Regions from separate parts of the Homo sapiens genome. Here all the other regions are linked to region 3. A link is a contact called in ENCODE Hi-C or POLR2A ChIA-PET data. All regions are on one chromosome and are shown on one strand. The core of a region is the stretch at or near the end of the contact, and the rest is flanking DNA. Distances in the headings are between cores, read along the strand shown. Region 1 holds the start of GTF3A (general transcription factor IIIA). Region 2 has its middle 130 kb from the start of USP12-AS1. Region 3 holds the start of POMP (proteasome maturation protein). Region 4 holds the start of UBL3 (ubiquitin like 3). Region 5 holds the start of USPL1 (ubiquitin specific peptidase like 1).

Region 1 (2,700 bases), core at 201-2,700, 1.2 Mb after region 3:
AAGGATGTTATGAGTCATGCCGGTGGCTATGTAAGACCGCAAGAGGGAGCTGGGCGGGGTGGAACATGCAGAGGGCAGAAGAGGATCCAACGAAAAGGGCAGACGAGGAAGAGGAAAAGAACCAGAGAAGGTCTCAAGGAAGAAGCGGTCGGCCTTCCAGTGCTGGAGAGGTTAAGGAATGAGGCCCCGGAGGACACCTGGAGAAGGTGGCCCATAAATTAGAGGAGGTGCAAGGGGCAAAGGTATGGACTGCAGCCCAGTGGTTTAAGAAATTAAGGGCTTTAAGCTGAGGCAGTGTGAAGCCTAGCTCTGCCAAAAACTGGGAAGCTGGGCAGATTCCTTGACCTCCATGACCCTCGTTTTCCTCACTTGTGTGTGACATGGGCTGCCACGTCATATCATGGTATCTGACATTCTCCTGCCCTCAAAATAAAATCCAAACTCCTAATGGGCCTACTTCTCAGACCTCATATGGTGATCTCCGCACCCAAACACACCCACCTGCCTCCCACCCCAAGGGTCACAGGCTCCCTTTGTGTTCTCTCTACCTAGCACAAATGTCTGCATGGCTAGATCCTTCCTTCTTACACGGCTCACACAGAGAGGCCTTTCCTGACCACAACACTGCATGTCATTCCCACCTATCCTGTGGTCGGCTCGACCCAGGAACAAAGGTCCATGGCAGCAGAAACCTTGGGTTTGCCTGTTTTGCTCACTGCTCTCTCCAGTGTGGAGTTACGAAGAAATGAGCACATGCTGCTTTCACGACCCCTGGTACATGTAACCCATCTTCTGTACCAGCTCCAGGGGCCAGTGTTTGGCAGGTGTCTAGTAGCGGTGGGCCCCCTCAAACCTCACACTTATTTGCAGATTACGGGAGGCACTTGGCTGGCCGAGACTCACGATCAATGACTGCTTAGTAAATCCCGAGCCCCTGCCATGGATATCAAGGTCGCAGAACGAAGGTCCTACAACTTCCTGTCTACTTCCTCAGCTCCTTCCCCAAGTCCTGGATGTCAAAGCTGAACGCGCTGCACAGCGGGGCCTGCGGCCCTGGCCACGACTGCAGTGGCTACCCCGGGGCCACGCGCCATCCCTAGGCCCAGGGTTGGCAGCCTCGCCCCCCTCACCTCCCCCGTGTGCTTGCACAGGTGCGCGTCAAGCTTCCAGGCTTTGCTGTAATTGGCGCTGCAGTCAGGGAAGGAGCAGATGAACCTCCTGGGAAGCGCGGGGCGCGGCGGGGTCGGAGCTGAGCTCTCGCCGGCTGCAATGAACGCGTCGGCGATGGTCAAGGACGACACCGACTCGGCGACCACGGCCGGCGGATCCAGGGCGCCGGCGCCTCCAAGCCCAGGGCCAGGCGCGCTGCCACGTGCCGAGACACGTGCCGGGAACCGGCGCGCCCGGCCCACGGCTCCCTGCTGAACCTTCGCGCGACGCCGGCACACTTCCGGGAGCGCGCGCGGTCACCAGGCACCGCCCCGCGTCGGCGCCGCTGCTGCGCATGCTCCGGGAGATCGCGCATGCGCCAGGAGGCCCCGCCGCGGCTCGCGGCCCGTGCCCTGTCAGCCCTGGATGAGAGGCGGGGGTTTCTGCGTCCTCGGCAGAAGGCTGCTGCGTTTCACAGGCAACTCAAATCCCGAGGCACTGCTTAAATGGGGCTTGTTTCCCGTCCTCCAGTACACTCTGGAAAGCACTAGCCTTACATAATTTAAGTTAGCCTGTTGCCACATTACTAGTGTGACCTGTGTGGTTTCGTTTCTTTGCGTGCTTTACGTGCTTCTGCTGCAAGCCCCAGTTCAGAGGTTCCTAAGCTCAGATTCACGTGGAGAGCTTTACAAAATCCCGAAGCCTAGAGGATACTTGGACCACTTAAATCACAATTTCTGGGGGTAGGAAACAGGCATCAGTATTTTTGGAAACTTCCTAGGTGATTTCAATGCGCAGAAAAGTTTGGGAACCACTATCCTGGCACAGTAGTGCGCACCTGTAGTCCCAGGTACGCGGGCGAATCGCTTGAGCCCAGAGTGAGACCCCGAGCTCTAAAAGAATAAATACAGATGTCTCCCCATCCTACCCTTCCCCACCCCGGCAAACTGACCAGGTGGTTGGAAAAAAAAAAAAAAAAAAAGGAAAAGTTTGGGAACACTGCCCTAGAGCCTTGATGACCTACTTGAAACAAATCTCCAGGTGATTCAGTGCATATCAAAACCTGAGAAGCACTTTTGAGAGGCCTGAATGAATATGAGTATCTTAGTTTATGAGGACCACATGCCTAAAAAATGTCCTTGGATACAGATAACTGGCAGGATGACTTGGGGGATGTTCGCCAGATCCATATTTTTCACATCCTGCATTATTCCGAATCATTAAGCCCTTGTCGGAATGTGATGAACAGGTCCCTGCACAGCAGTGCAGTTCTGGAAACAAGCCAGGGCTTAACATCAGTGCTTATGAACTGAGTATTCCAGTTCATAAACACTCCTTTGCCTCAGTCTGCTCATCTTGAAAGTGGGAAAGTTGATAACGCCTGTGTCATCCTCCGTCTCAAGATAACGGGGCTGTGAGAGTGTCTATGCCTTGGGTCCACCTGTTGCTTTCTTCATTTGCCACTCTAGCCCCTGTCCATGGATGGGAGAATTCTACACTCATCCCTCCCACAACTCCGGAATTCTAAAATGGTTTCTCTTGCGCCAGTTC
Region 2 (2,700 bases), core at 72-2,571, 1.7 Mb after region 3:
GTATTATAGAATATTATAGAAGATAAACTATTAATTATCTCATACTTTGGACAGTTTTCCCATTAATTTAACAGAGTAACTGTTCACATTCTTTCAAGGCGGAATACAAAATTTTACAGCCAATAATTAGAAGGGGCCCTGGGGGCATTATTCCTGTCCATGGTGCCAGCATCATCGATGTTTTATTGACTTCACCTTTGAAACTAAGCAAGGCACAAAACACGTCCTTTTATGTCAGAGTCAGGAGATTTGTTTCCCAGCACAGCAACTGCACATCACTTCACAGAGACGAAGACTTAGGTGGAGCAAGGGAAGAGGAAGTGCGAAGAACCTTGGGCTGGAAGCTTTGTTCTTGCACGACTGCTGGTGCCTTAGGATGTTGTTTTTCCTGTCGAACTTCTGGGCAGCAGAGAGGAGGGAACTGCTGACCCACCTCTCCGGTCCCTCCTCAGGTAGCCTCATGCTCGTGCCTGAGGGGAGAGGGTTCAGGGCTTTCCCAGACAATCTGCACCTCAAGCTGGGGGCATCCACACAATAACACGGTACCTGGAAAACTTGTGGGTTGCTCTGTCACTTGGACCTAACTCACTAGGAAAATTCTGTGTTTCAGCTGGGCGTGGTGGCTCATGCCTGTTATCCCAGCACTTTGAGAGGCCGAGATGAGTGGATCACTTGAGGTCAGGAGTTTGAGACCAGCCTCGCCAACATGGTGAAACCCTGTCTCTGCAAGAATACAAAAATTAGCTGGACATAGTGGCGCATGCCTGTAGTCTCTGCTACTAGGGAGGCTGAGGCAGGAGAATTGCTCGAACCCAGGAGATGGAGGTTGCAGCGAGCCAAGATCTTGCCACTGCACTCCAGCCAGGACCAGATGCCTAAAAAAAAAAAAAAAAAAAAAGGAGAGAGAGAGAAAATTCTGTGTTTCTAGCTTTTTTTTTTTTTTTTTTCCTTGAAGAAGCTCAGGAAACAGAAGCAGATGGAGGCTGGTGTTAGATCCAGCTCTAACCCCACTGCACTCATCATTCTGGATTGTATTTTTGTGCTGATCTGCCTTCGTATGAGACAGGGGGACAGGTGGGTCCAAATCTGGGTGGCAGACCCTCAATTGCTACTTCCTGATGAATATGTAAATGAGCCCTTGGGACGTGTTTTAGAACATAGAACACCATGGTCTTCAGATGCCTGGCTGAGCAGGGCCTGGTGACTGCTGAACCAGTGGTCAACTCCTCAAACCCTTAGGGACGTGGCGCTTCCTCAAGGGCAGGATGTGGGGTTGTTTTGCTTCTGTTTTAGGAGGTTATTCTTGTTTCCTTAAAGAGATAGTGAATTCTCTCATGTCAGAGACCGTGGCATGCGCCTCTTTCATGGGAGATGCAGAAAAGCTATGAAACAAGCTGTCTGAAGCAGAATTGAAAGGGGACAGGGAGAGATGGGCAGGCAGGAGGAATTTATTTTGTGCTGACTGTGCAAGGTGCAGAGCTAAGGCTTTCCATACACATTACATAAACTCACCCTCACCTGCCCCCACCCTAAAAGACTCTGAAGAAAGTATTATTATGCCCATTTAAAAAATATTAAAAAACCAAAAGCACAGAGAGACTGTCTCATCCTGGGGTTTGGTTATGATGTGGCAAAGCTTGGTTTGAACACTGGTGTGACTTCCCTAGTCTAGAGTTGTTCATGCTGAGATGGGACCAGTAAACACAGGGAAGCTGACATGTACCCTAGTATTTAGTAATAGATTCTAAATGAGTCTTCTCAGAGATGTACGTGTCACAAAAGATACATCACAGTTGTGGGAATTCCACAGTTTGGAAGAGGCAATAAATCCTTAAAGAATTTTTGTATCATTTTATGTTAATAGAAATTTTAAATATTTTAAATATATAACTTACTATATTCCAGGCAAAATGCTAAGTGCTTTGCGCATCTTACCTCATTTAATACACACACACACACACACACACACACGTGATCCAGTGAGGCAGGTGCAAATATCATCCCCATTTTGCAGATGGTGAAATTAAAGCTAAAAATACCACAGCCAAGAAAATCTTGAAAAAGAACAAAGTTGGAGGACACATGCTCCCTGATTTCAAAACTTATTACAGAGCTACACTAATCAAAACTGTGTGGCAGTGGCATAAAGAGAGACATATAGACAGATGGAATGAAATAGAGAGCCCAATAAACCATTTTTGGTTGATTTGTCATATATGGTTGAATGATTTCAACAAGGGTGTCAAGACCATTCAATGGGGAAAGGGCAGTCTTTTCAACAAACTGTGCTGGGGAAACTGGATATTCACATGCAAAAGAATAATGTTGCAGCCTTACTTAACATCATATACAAAAATTAACTCAAAATCAATCAAAGACCTAAACGTAAGAGCTATTACTATAAAACTCTTATAAGAAAACATAGGGAAAACTTCATGATATTGGATTTGCTAATGATTTCCTTTGTATAACACCAAAGGCACAGGTTAAAAAAATAAATAAACTGGACTTCATGACCATTAAATACTTTTGTGCATCAAAAGATACTATAAATACTGTAAAGTGACAACTTACAGAGTGGGAGAAAATATTTGCAAATTACATACCTGATAAGGGATTAATATCCAAAATATATAGAGAACTCCTAAAACTCAACAACAAAAAAGTCAACACTCAATGCAAAAACATCTAAAGGACTTG
Region 3 (2,700 bases), core at 135-2,634:
AAACACATTTAACACACCTAACCTACTAAACATCAGGCCTTAGCCTAGCCTACCTTAAATGTGCTCAGAACACTTACACTAGCCTACAGTCGGCCAAAATCATCTAATACAAAGCCTACTTTATTAAAAAGTACTGGGTATCTCATGTAATTTATTGAATACTGTACTGAAAGTGAAAAACAGAATGGCTGTATTGGTACTCAAATATGGCCTCTACTGACTGTGTATGGATTTCACACCATCATAAAGTCAGAAGATTGTTGAACCACCAGAAGTTGGGGACCTTCAGCAGAGATGTGTGATTGTTGCTTTCCAAATGTATCTTCTATTACTTCCCTATATGAACATTCTCCTCCTTCTGGACTGCTTTATTGTAAAGTAACAAGGTTTCAACGCACAAAGAAAAGGTGAATTCTGACTTCTGGATTCTGTTATTGTCATTTTTCCCAATTTCCTTCTGTAAAATATCAAGATTAGTACTTGCTGTTTCTAATAAAGGAAGGAGCCGAGAAAGGCAAATCTACGAAAACCTAACTACTAGTTACATTTGAGAGTGCCTAAAAAACTTTTTAGATAACGATTAGCAGTATTTACCAATAGAAACTTTCTAGATTTGGATGGATGGCCTACCAGCAGTACCGATATCAGAGTCTGTGGCAATGGTGACTCAGTGTTCTTCTCAAATACCACAACTTCTAAGTTAAAAAGAAAGAGAAAGTGGTGGGGAGGAGAAGGAGGGAGGAGATATACTAACAATACTGGCAAACAGGGAATAGCAACTGTCTGATTTTTTCCCCTCTAACATCTAGCACACTACAAGCTCTCAAAAAAGTTTGTAGAGCAAAGCTGCGTTACACAAATGCGACCTATAGTTGTGGGCTGTTTACTAGGCAGTTACAAGGGCGGGGGCTGGGGGAGATGAGGAGTCTGAGAGCTCTGGGCTCCCAGAGGTTACCCGTCAAGGAAAGGGTCGCCAGCGCCACCCCACAGAACGTTGCACTTTCACGGCTGCCTTTTCCACTTCTGCGCCAAGTAAGGGGAGGAGGTCTGGGCCTGCTGGGGTCTAAGGGATGGAAGGGCGCAAACCGAGCTAAGAGGAGCAGGATGAAGCCGAAGCACTGCTAGTGGGACTAGTGCCGGGCCCCGGCGACAGTCACGACCCACCCAAACCCCGTGACTCGACAGATTATGGCGCCTGAGGCCGGCCTCAGCCCCACGCTGCCGCCGCCGCCGCCACCGGGGACGGGTTGGGAGGCGACTGCCTGTTTCTGCCGAGCCACGGTCCCGAGCCCGCGTGGAACTCCAGCCGCCCGGGTACCCACTCACCATCTTCCGCAGCTCTGCGAACAGCCTCTCTGCCCCGTTACCGTCAGTCGACCCCGCCGCTCACTTCCGTTTCCGAGGGCTGGCCCCCACATCCGCCGGAAGTGCGTCCGTCCTGGCGAGGAAGGAAGGAGGGCGCGGGACGCCGGAGGGAGCTGCGCGGGGCCGAGGCTCCCACGCTTGCAATCCCAAGGGACCCAGGGCCAAGGGCGCAGTAAGGGTGTGGGCTGGGAGGAGGGAGGGGTCGGGACGAGACGTGCCTGAGGGGAGGGAAGACACGGACTCCGGTTTATTAATAAACATCTACGGTTTGTACGGCATTTTAAGATGTGCAGTGTGCTTTTGTAGGTACATCGCCTTATTTAACACAAAACCTCTCTGAGGTAGCTATTACATTTCACAGAAGGGTAAACGAGGCGTAGGTGGTTTGAGTGATTTGCTTGAGATCGTTCGGCTAATAAAGCAAAATTGGGACACAAGGCTTTTGTCATTTTTAAAAAACATAATATTGAAGGCCTGGTATGTTCCGAACCCTGTGCTGAGGCTAGGAATACAAAAAAGGACCAGGCCGGTGTGGCCTCTGGGCTAGAGGAGCAGGGGTACTCCGGAGGCTAGAGGGGAGAGAGGGGACGATAGTGACTACAAATTAAGTAAATGTGATCATGACCGACATATGTTGGGCCCTTTGAATTGCGTTATCAACACAGTTCTAAGTGCTTACATCCTTTATCTCTTTTAATCTTTTCAATAACCTTACAAGTACAATTTACAGGTGAAGAAACCGAGACATGAAGGGCTTAAATAAATATGCCTAAGGACATATTTATGAGTCTAGAATCCATGCTCATTACACTATTCTGTATTGTTCAAATATAATGTAATAAAACGGCCTTATAGTCTGCTGCCACAGGATGGAGACATCTTAGGGAATCTTTGGACTGACAGCTAAAAGATAAGAGCGAACTAGTTTGGGGTAGTAGGATATTTAAAACAACATTACGTGCAGATCTGCTTGTGCAAAAACGGAACTGGAAAGAAGGCCTAAGTCTGGCTAAAGTTCAGAAAGTAAAGTGGAGAGTACTGTGAGATGAGGTTGTAAGTAGATGGAGGCAAGTGGTTTTTGTTGTTGTTTTTGTTTGTTTGTTCTAAATAATGATAGGGTTTAGCTATGTTGCCCAGGTCTGCGTTGAACTCCTGGGCTCAAGCGATTCTCCTGCTGCAGCCGGCTGAGTAATGGGAACTACAGGCGTGCATCATGGGACCTAGCTACAGGTTTTTTATGCAGCCTTTGTAGGCAAGATTAAGGATGAGGCTTTGTCTTTAAAAAGCCATCGAAGGATTTGAGAGAGGAAAATGATAAGGCCATATATGTTATGT
Region 4 (2,700 bases), core at 153-2,652, 1.2 Mb before region 3:
TTTCCAACTGATGAGAAACCCAACTGGAGAGATTGCTGTGGGGAATCACGTAGGCTTCTAGACAATGAGCTCCCTGAGGACAGTGACTGGATTCTGCCTCTTTTCAACAGCCCTATAGACAAGGATGTAATAACCCCCATTGCCAACCCAAGACCTTGGCATTTCTGCCACATGATGCTGCTGTTCGCTACAGTGACTCATTTTTAAACTCCTAGTGCCTAGCAGAGTGCCTGGCACATTTGTTTGCTGAATGAGAGAATGAGTAGTGACATTTCATATCAAATGATGCATTATTATTTACAAAGTGATTTATTTCCCATGCATGAACTCATCCTCATAACTACCCCTACTTTACCCCGGAAGGTAGGCAAGACCATTTTACAGATGAGGTCACACAGCTGTAGGTTGGAGAGGTGGCTTTCAGACTCTAAATTCATTGGCATTTATATATAGGCATCATATTGAGACTGCCCTTTCTAAAGTACTCTGTCAAAGGACTAAGAGATATGAATAGGGATTCAGATGTTGACCTCAGATTTAGGAACAAAATGCAGAAATCACAAATGTCCATCTGAATGGTGTCTCAACAATGGCATTATTTTCTCCTATTTGCTAATCACTGCAAGGCATATAGGTTTTCAATTACATTATGAGTTACATAGAATAGAATTTAGGGTCCAGATGGGTAAACTGGTGAATCCCCATGAAGTTTGTAGTAGCTATTTCCTGATACAGATTTGATATAATAACACTGTTGTATGTAATACAGTTTTGGTAATTTCAGTTAAGTAGATTGTAGCTTTATTGCCCTGGGTCTTCAAGGAAACACATGTTCAAATATTCTCACTGCTTAATGAGATCCTTGTTCCTGTTGAACTTATGTGACCTTATTGGAAATCAATGATTGCTTTTGTTCTTCAAAATGTAATGTTGAGGAGACCTAGATGAAATCACTCTACAAAATGCATTGAGATTGCAGGATGTGGAGAATGTGCTGTAATTAAAATGAATGATTCTGCTTGGAGGTACAGCATATTTTAGCTCTGTGTGCATATCGTGCATAAGGGAATTTCTCTATGCAGAATTATTTTCTCCCAACAATTCTCATGATCACAGCACTCCTGGTAGCAGGTATCACTTAACTCCTGGGCAGCAGCTTGTCCAAAGCAAGGGAAAGGGAGCTTTCCTTTCCTCGCAACTGTTGCTATGGGGGGCGTGGCTTCGGAGCTGGGTGAGGAGGCGTTCGGCGGCTCCCTCCCCCCCCCACCCTCGTAGACTACACTTCCCGTGATGCTCGAGGGAATGGTCTCCGTGGTGACGCACTTGGTGTCCGCGGAGGGAGGACGAGGACGGGGGCGGCGGCTGCTGCGAGGGGGGGCCCGTGCTCTCCCCGTTTCCCTTAGTCGCACTCAGGCAGCCGCCGCCGCCGCCGCTGCCGCCATGTTGGTTTGAGAGGCGATGACAGGAGGCGGCCGCGGCGTGTGGGACTGAAAAGTGAAGGAGGAGGAGGAGAAACAAAGCTCTGAGAGGAAACCATTCCCGGGCTGAGGAGAAGGAGGACCCGGCCTCTTCCGGGGACCAGCCGAAGTCGGCGTCGCCCGGAGCTCGCGAGGCCGGGGAGGGGAGGGGAAGGGAAGGCGGAGACCGGGGAGGCGGCGGCGGGGAAGGCGGAGGCAGAAGAGGAGTGGCGAGGAGCCGGAGACGATGCGCCCCGACCCCAGCTGCTGTCCGGAGGCGCCCGCGGCCTGAGCCCAGAGGGGCTGTGGAGTGTCCCGGCCGGCCCCGAGCACCCCCGCGCTGTCGGTCCCCCGCTCCGGTCTTTCGCTTTGGCTTCCAACTAGTTAAATGCCCTTGAGCGCGGGTTTCCGCGGCCCGGCTCTTCGCCCCCGCGGCGCGAGTTGAGCCGTTTCCCCGCGCTGTCCGCGCGGGCGCTCCGACAGCGGCTCTGCAGGGTCCGCGGCCAGCGTCCGGCCACCGCTCGGCCGCCACTCAAGGCTCACGCGTCGATGTGTAGCTACATAGTTATCTGTGTACATCCACGCTGGGGCATTTTTCTCCTGCTTAATGAGGACTTGACTCGGGAGCAAGTGTGAATCATTGCCGGGGCTGGGAAAGGAGGAAGGCGCATTTAACCCCCTCCCACCCCTCTCCATGTCCGTGTGTCACTCGGCTCGGTCCACCTGGCGCGGCCGGTCCTGGGGCTGCTGCTGCTGTTGACGACGACGACGACGACGGGGGCTGCCTCTGCTGTCCCGGGAGTTTCCTCCTGCTCCGGCCACACAGCTCCTGGGGATTGTTCCTCTTCGAACCAGAACCTCGGCCTGACCGGCACTTTGGCTCCAAAATAACTTTATTTTTGGGGGAGAAAGCACATCACGAACCAGTCAAAATCGTGGTTTATTTCTGTAACGTGAAGACTTCTGCTCTTTTTTCTTTGTTTGTTTTTTTCGTAAACATCTGGGTGTATATCAAACGGCAAGATGTCCAGTAATGTCCCGGCGGATATGGTAAGTGACGGATAAGTTATGACACTGATTTAATTGTGGTTTCCAATCTTATTTAATCGGAAAGACGGCAGGCGTGGGGCGAAGATTTGCTGGGGACTGTCGAAAAGCCACTGTGCTGAGCGATTTGGAGAAGTTGGAGCTTCTGGTTTCCCCCTTTTAGGAAGTACTGCTTTTAATATGGGTTCTCTCATTT
Region 5 (2,700 bases), core at 109-2,608, 2.0 Mb before region 3:
ATATGAGGGACATAAAAAAAATACCAGAGGTGGGCTCCCCAGTTCTTCTTCCAAATACAATTCACTTTGACTTACATACAAAATCCCGGGGGGGATTTTACAACTTAATTTGACCCTAAGTAACTGCTCTTCCTCCCTTCAAAAACAATCTGCTCCTCCTTCCCATATCTCACTTAAATGTGGGCGTCTCCATCCTTCCAAACACACAGACTAGAAAGTCTTGAGTTGTTCCCTATTCTTTATTTCCCTCTTCGCACAGTAAGTCACCAAATTCTGTGGACAGTTCTTTGGAAAGGTCTCAAATCTCTACCTCTTTCCCTTCCATATCACTGTCAAAATGATGCCTCTACAAGTCTGAGCCTGTCAATGCTTAGTTTAAAATTCTCTATTTACTCTAGCCTGATTACAGCAAACTCCGTCCAAACAGCCCAATATAACCTAAAGGTAGTATTATGACCTAAAGCTCATTGTACTGTGAAACCAACCTAGCTTTCCAGTTCTGTCTTCCTCAACTCTACTTCACCCCCAGCATCTTTCTTCTAACATCCCCTTTTCATACTTCTGTGAACCACTTATACTCCAGAAGCCTTAATGTGAATTATTAGCCCAGCATGAACCCAGTTAGATAGCACAATGAACGTGTCAAGGTGGCCCTGGGAATCGCAAAAAGTATTCAATTAAACTTAATTCACACTCCTGTGTGCAAAATGGAGAAACCCAGGGAAACAGCTGTTCGAAGAGGGGGCCTTAAACCCACCCATTTGAGCTCGCCCTCCGAGAGCGAGTAGGCTCGGCACGTGAACTGTCAAAAGCGAGGCCACAACCGACCTGGAAGCCGAGGAACAGGGTCAGCTTTCTGCACCCAGCCCTGTCAGGTACCAAACCCAACTGTCTTGAATCAGAGACGAACAGGACCAAAGGAGGTGAGTTTCAACACCCAAACTAAGAAGCCGAAGGAGGCGCAGGGTCCGTTAACCCTGCCCATCTCCACGCTCCTTGGAAAACGAAAACAAACTCTGGTTTCTCTTCAGCGTTCACCTCTCTGCGCCCAAACGGATCTGTAAGTCCAACTCTATACCTTAATCATCAACCTTTCCCACTTGAACCCCGTCCCAGCCCAGCCCATCCTTTCAGCGCGCCGACTACCCCATAGGTCATCCCAGCTCTGTCTCTTTTCCCAATTTCGAGAGCGGAAAGAAACCCCTCCCTCTTCTCCCTTACCTGCCGCGGGCACTCCCCTTCTTGGTACCGGGTCGATCGGAACTCCTGTTCCAGCTTGATCTCCACCCTAGTTGCAACGTTCAACCCACGTTCCCCTCGGACTGCTCCTCCCCCACTCGCGTCTCCACTAGGAAGGCGGCTTCCGGCTTGAGTCCGCGGCAAAAGAGTCCTCCTTCCTGCTGCACGCTGGGCCTGAAAGGACGGTGGCGTGGCGGGGAAGGTGAAGACGTGAGCACTTCCGGTCGCCCTCCGCAGAGGCGTGGCTGTCCGCCCTGTGGCCGCAGACGCAGTTGCGACTGCGGCGACGAGGAGGGGCGGGGCCGGTGGCTGCTGAGCCCGCCATGTGTGAGTGGCTGGGTTTGGGGAGGCGACGTTTCTGGAAGCTGCTGGAAAGCGCCCGAGTGGCGGAGGTGGCGCCAGCGGCCAGGGGGTGGGGCGTGATTAAAACTAGTGCGCGGCTTTCTGCGGAGGGATTACGCTGACGAAAGAGACCTGCTTGCGCGTCGCTGTTCCGTGGTCCGCGCGAGCGTGGTCGGGAGCCGCTGGTTCCTGGGGTGACCCGCGGAGGTGGGAGAGGGAAGGGCTTCCGAAGCCGGCGGGGGTGCCATGGACCCTCTCCGCCGGCGCGGCCTTCACAGCTGGGCCGCGCCGGGCATCCGTAGTCCGCTCTCCCAAAGCCTCGGTGGAGCTGAAGCTGCCACAGAGTGCATGTTCACAAAGGGTCATCACACACGGAGCTGCCCCTCCCTGTCTCCCTAGAGCCCATCTTCGAGGCCAGGGGCTTTTCTACCAGGATTCTGGGGTGTTTCTCCTCCTTTCCTCCCTCCCAGATCTTCTCACGGTAAGGGGAGCAGCGAAAGCGCAGGGACTTTGCATTCCACGACCCGTTCTGACTAGTCAACAGCCGATCTGTCCCTGCTGCTCTAATTCCAGCTGCCCTGCCTTGTTTTAACTTCAGAGAAAGGGGGAGTTCTCATTTGATAAGTTTAAGCCTTTGCTTTCGTAGGAAGGTCATGTGGCTTAAGGGACATCGTGACCGCGTATGCTATTTCTGCCTGTGCATTCTAAATCTTGGGGGCAGCATATTCCAGAAGTCCTTTTGGTCGATTGGTTCTGTGTCCTAGGATAACAATTTGTAGTTTCTGACCATTTCTTTACAGAAAAACCACAATTGGTATTTTGGACTGCGGGGTTTTTTAGTGGTCTCAAACTAAATGATTATATTCTGGAATAATGCTGACAATTTGGATAGGGTGGTGTGGAGGAAACAAGTCTCGTGTAGAAGAAATTATTTAGTAAAAAGGATTTTAGTTTTTGGTACTTCTGAATGCAAATGGCCAAGGAATCCAGCAGTTTGTTGGGGTTTCTCCAGACAAAAATAGGCTGGTTAGTTTGTTTACCTTTTTCTGTTGCTTTACTAGATTGTTAATGTATTTGTATATTTAAGATCTAGCTAGTTAGGTTTTTCTTTTTTATGAA

The links. Hi-C counts contacts between places; a loop is a spot of excess contacts on that map. ChIA-PET counts read pairs that join two places held with the same protein, here RNA polymerase II (POLR2A). Pooled maps may share reads with other maps.
Region 1: a loop to region 3 is called in a map of CD8-positive, alpha-beta T cell, with 13 times the contacts of the local background. The contact joins the promoter of GTF3A here to the promoter of POMP in region 3. A Hi-C loop is called at or near these places in 3 of 168 maps with a recorded cell type or tissue (CD4-positive, alpha-beta T cell and CD8-positive, alpha-beta T cell) and 14 of 50 pooled maps.
Region 2: a loop to region 3 is called in a pooled map, with 2.9 times the contacts of the local background. The contact joins the enhancer-like site here to the promoter of POMP in region 3. A Hi-C loop is called at or near these places in 3 of 50 pooled maps. POLR2A ChIA-PET finds 5 or more read pairs at or near these places in 2 of 52 experiments (BJ and CD4-positive, alpha-beta T cell).
Region 4: a map of CD8-positive, alpha-beta T cell shows a loop between it and region 3 (13-fold over the local background). The contact joins the promoter of UBL3 here to the promoter of POMP in region 3. A Hi-C loop is called at or near these places in 1 of 168 maps with a recorded cell type or tissue (CD8-positive, alpha-beta T cell) and 9 of 50 pooled maps. POLR2A ChIA-PET finds 5 or more read pairs at or near these places in 1 of 52 experiments (activated B cell).
Region 5: a loop to region 3 is called in a map of naive thymus-derived CD4-positive, alpha-beta T cell, with 8 times the contacts of the local background. The contact joins the promoter of USPL1 here to the promoter of POMP in region 3. A Hi-C loop is called at or near these places in 1 of 168 maps with a recorded cell type or tissue (naive thymus-derived CD4-positive, alpha-beta T cell), 1 of 37 single-sample maps with no recorded cell type and 10 of 50 pooled maps. POLR2A ChIA-PET finds 5 or more read pairs at or near these places in 1 of 52 experiments (activated T-cell).

What each region holds. Positions count from the first base shown.
Region 1 is chr13:27,423,369-27,426,068 of GRCh38, reverse strand. GTF3A (general transcription factor IIIA) reads right to left here and starts at 1,450. Exons shown (of 9, transcript NM_002097.3): 1 at 1,131-1,450. The coding sequence starts at 1,331. RefSeq lists an enhancer at 946-1,015 and silencers at 1,106-1,185, 1,286-1,345, 1,356-1,625.
Region 2 is chr13:26,996,117-26,998,816 of GRCh38, reverse strand. No RefSeq gene overlaps it. Among named protein-coding and RNA genes, the nearest start is that of USP12-AS1, 130 kb to the left of the region's middle. RefSeq lists an enhancer at 1,212-1,481. Within about 2 kb of position 1,321, at least 4 of the 41 ENCODE cell types and tissues checked have a DNase peak (open chromatin) inside an H3K27ac peak, as active enhancers do.
Region 3 is chr13:28,657,814-28,660,513 of GRCh38, reverse strand. POMP (proteasome maturation protein) reads right to left here and starts at 1,384. Exons shown (of 6, transcript NM_015932.6): 1 at 1,327-1,384. The coding sequence starts at 1,329. RefSeq lists a silencer at 1,452-1,511 and an enhancer at 1,732-1,891.
Region 4 is chr13:29,849,319-29,852,018 of GRCh38, reverse strand. It overlaps UBL3 (ubiquitin like 3), which reads left to right and starts at 1,402. Exons shown (of 5, transcript NM_007106.4): 1 at 1,402-2,507. The coding sequence starts at 2,481. RefSeq lists silencers at 1,247-1,356, 1,627-1,926 and enhancers at 1,487-1,556, 2,227-2,296.
Region 5 is chr13:30,616,578-30,619,277 of GRCh38, reverse strand. USPL1 (ubiquitin specific peptidase like 1) reads right to left here and starts at 1,358. Exons shown (of 9, transcript NM_005800.5): 1 at 1,222-1,358. It also overlaps a transcript of HMGB1 not described here. RefSeq lists enhancers at 1,281-1,330, 1,351-1,680, 1,731-1,870, 1,891-1,960.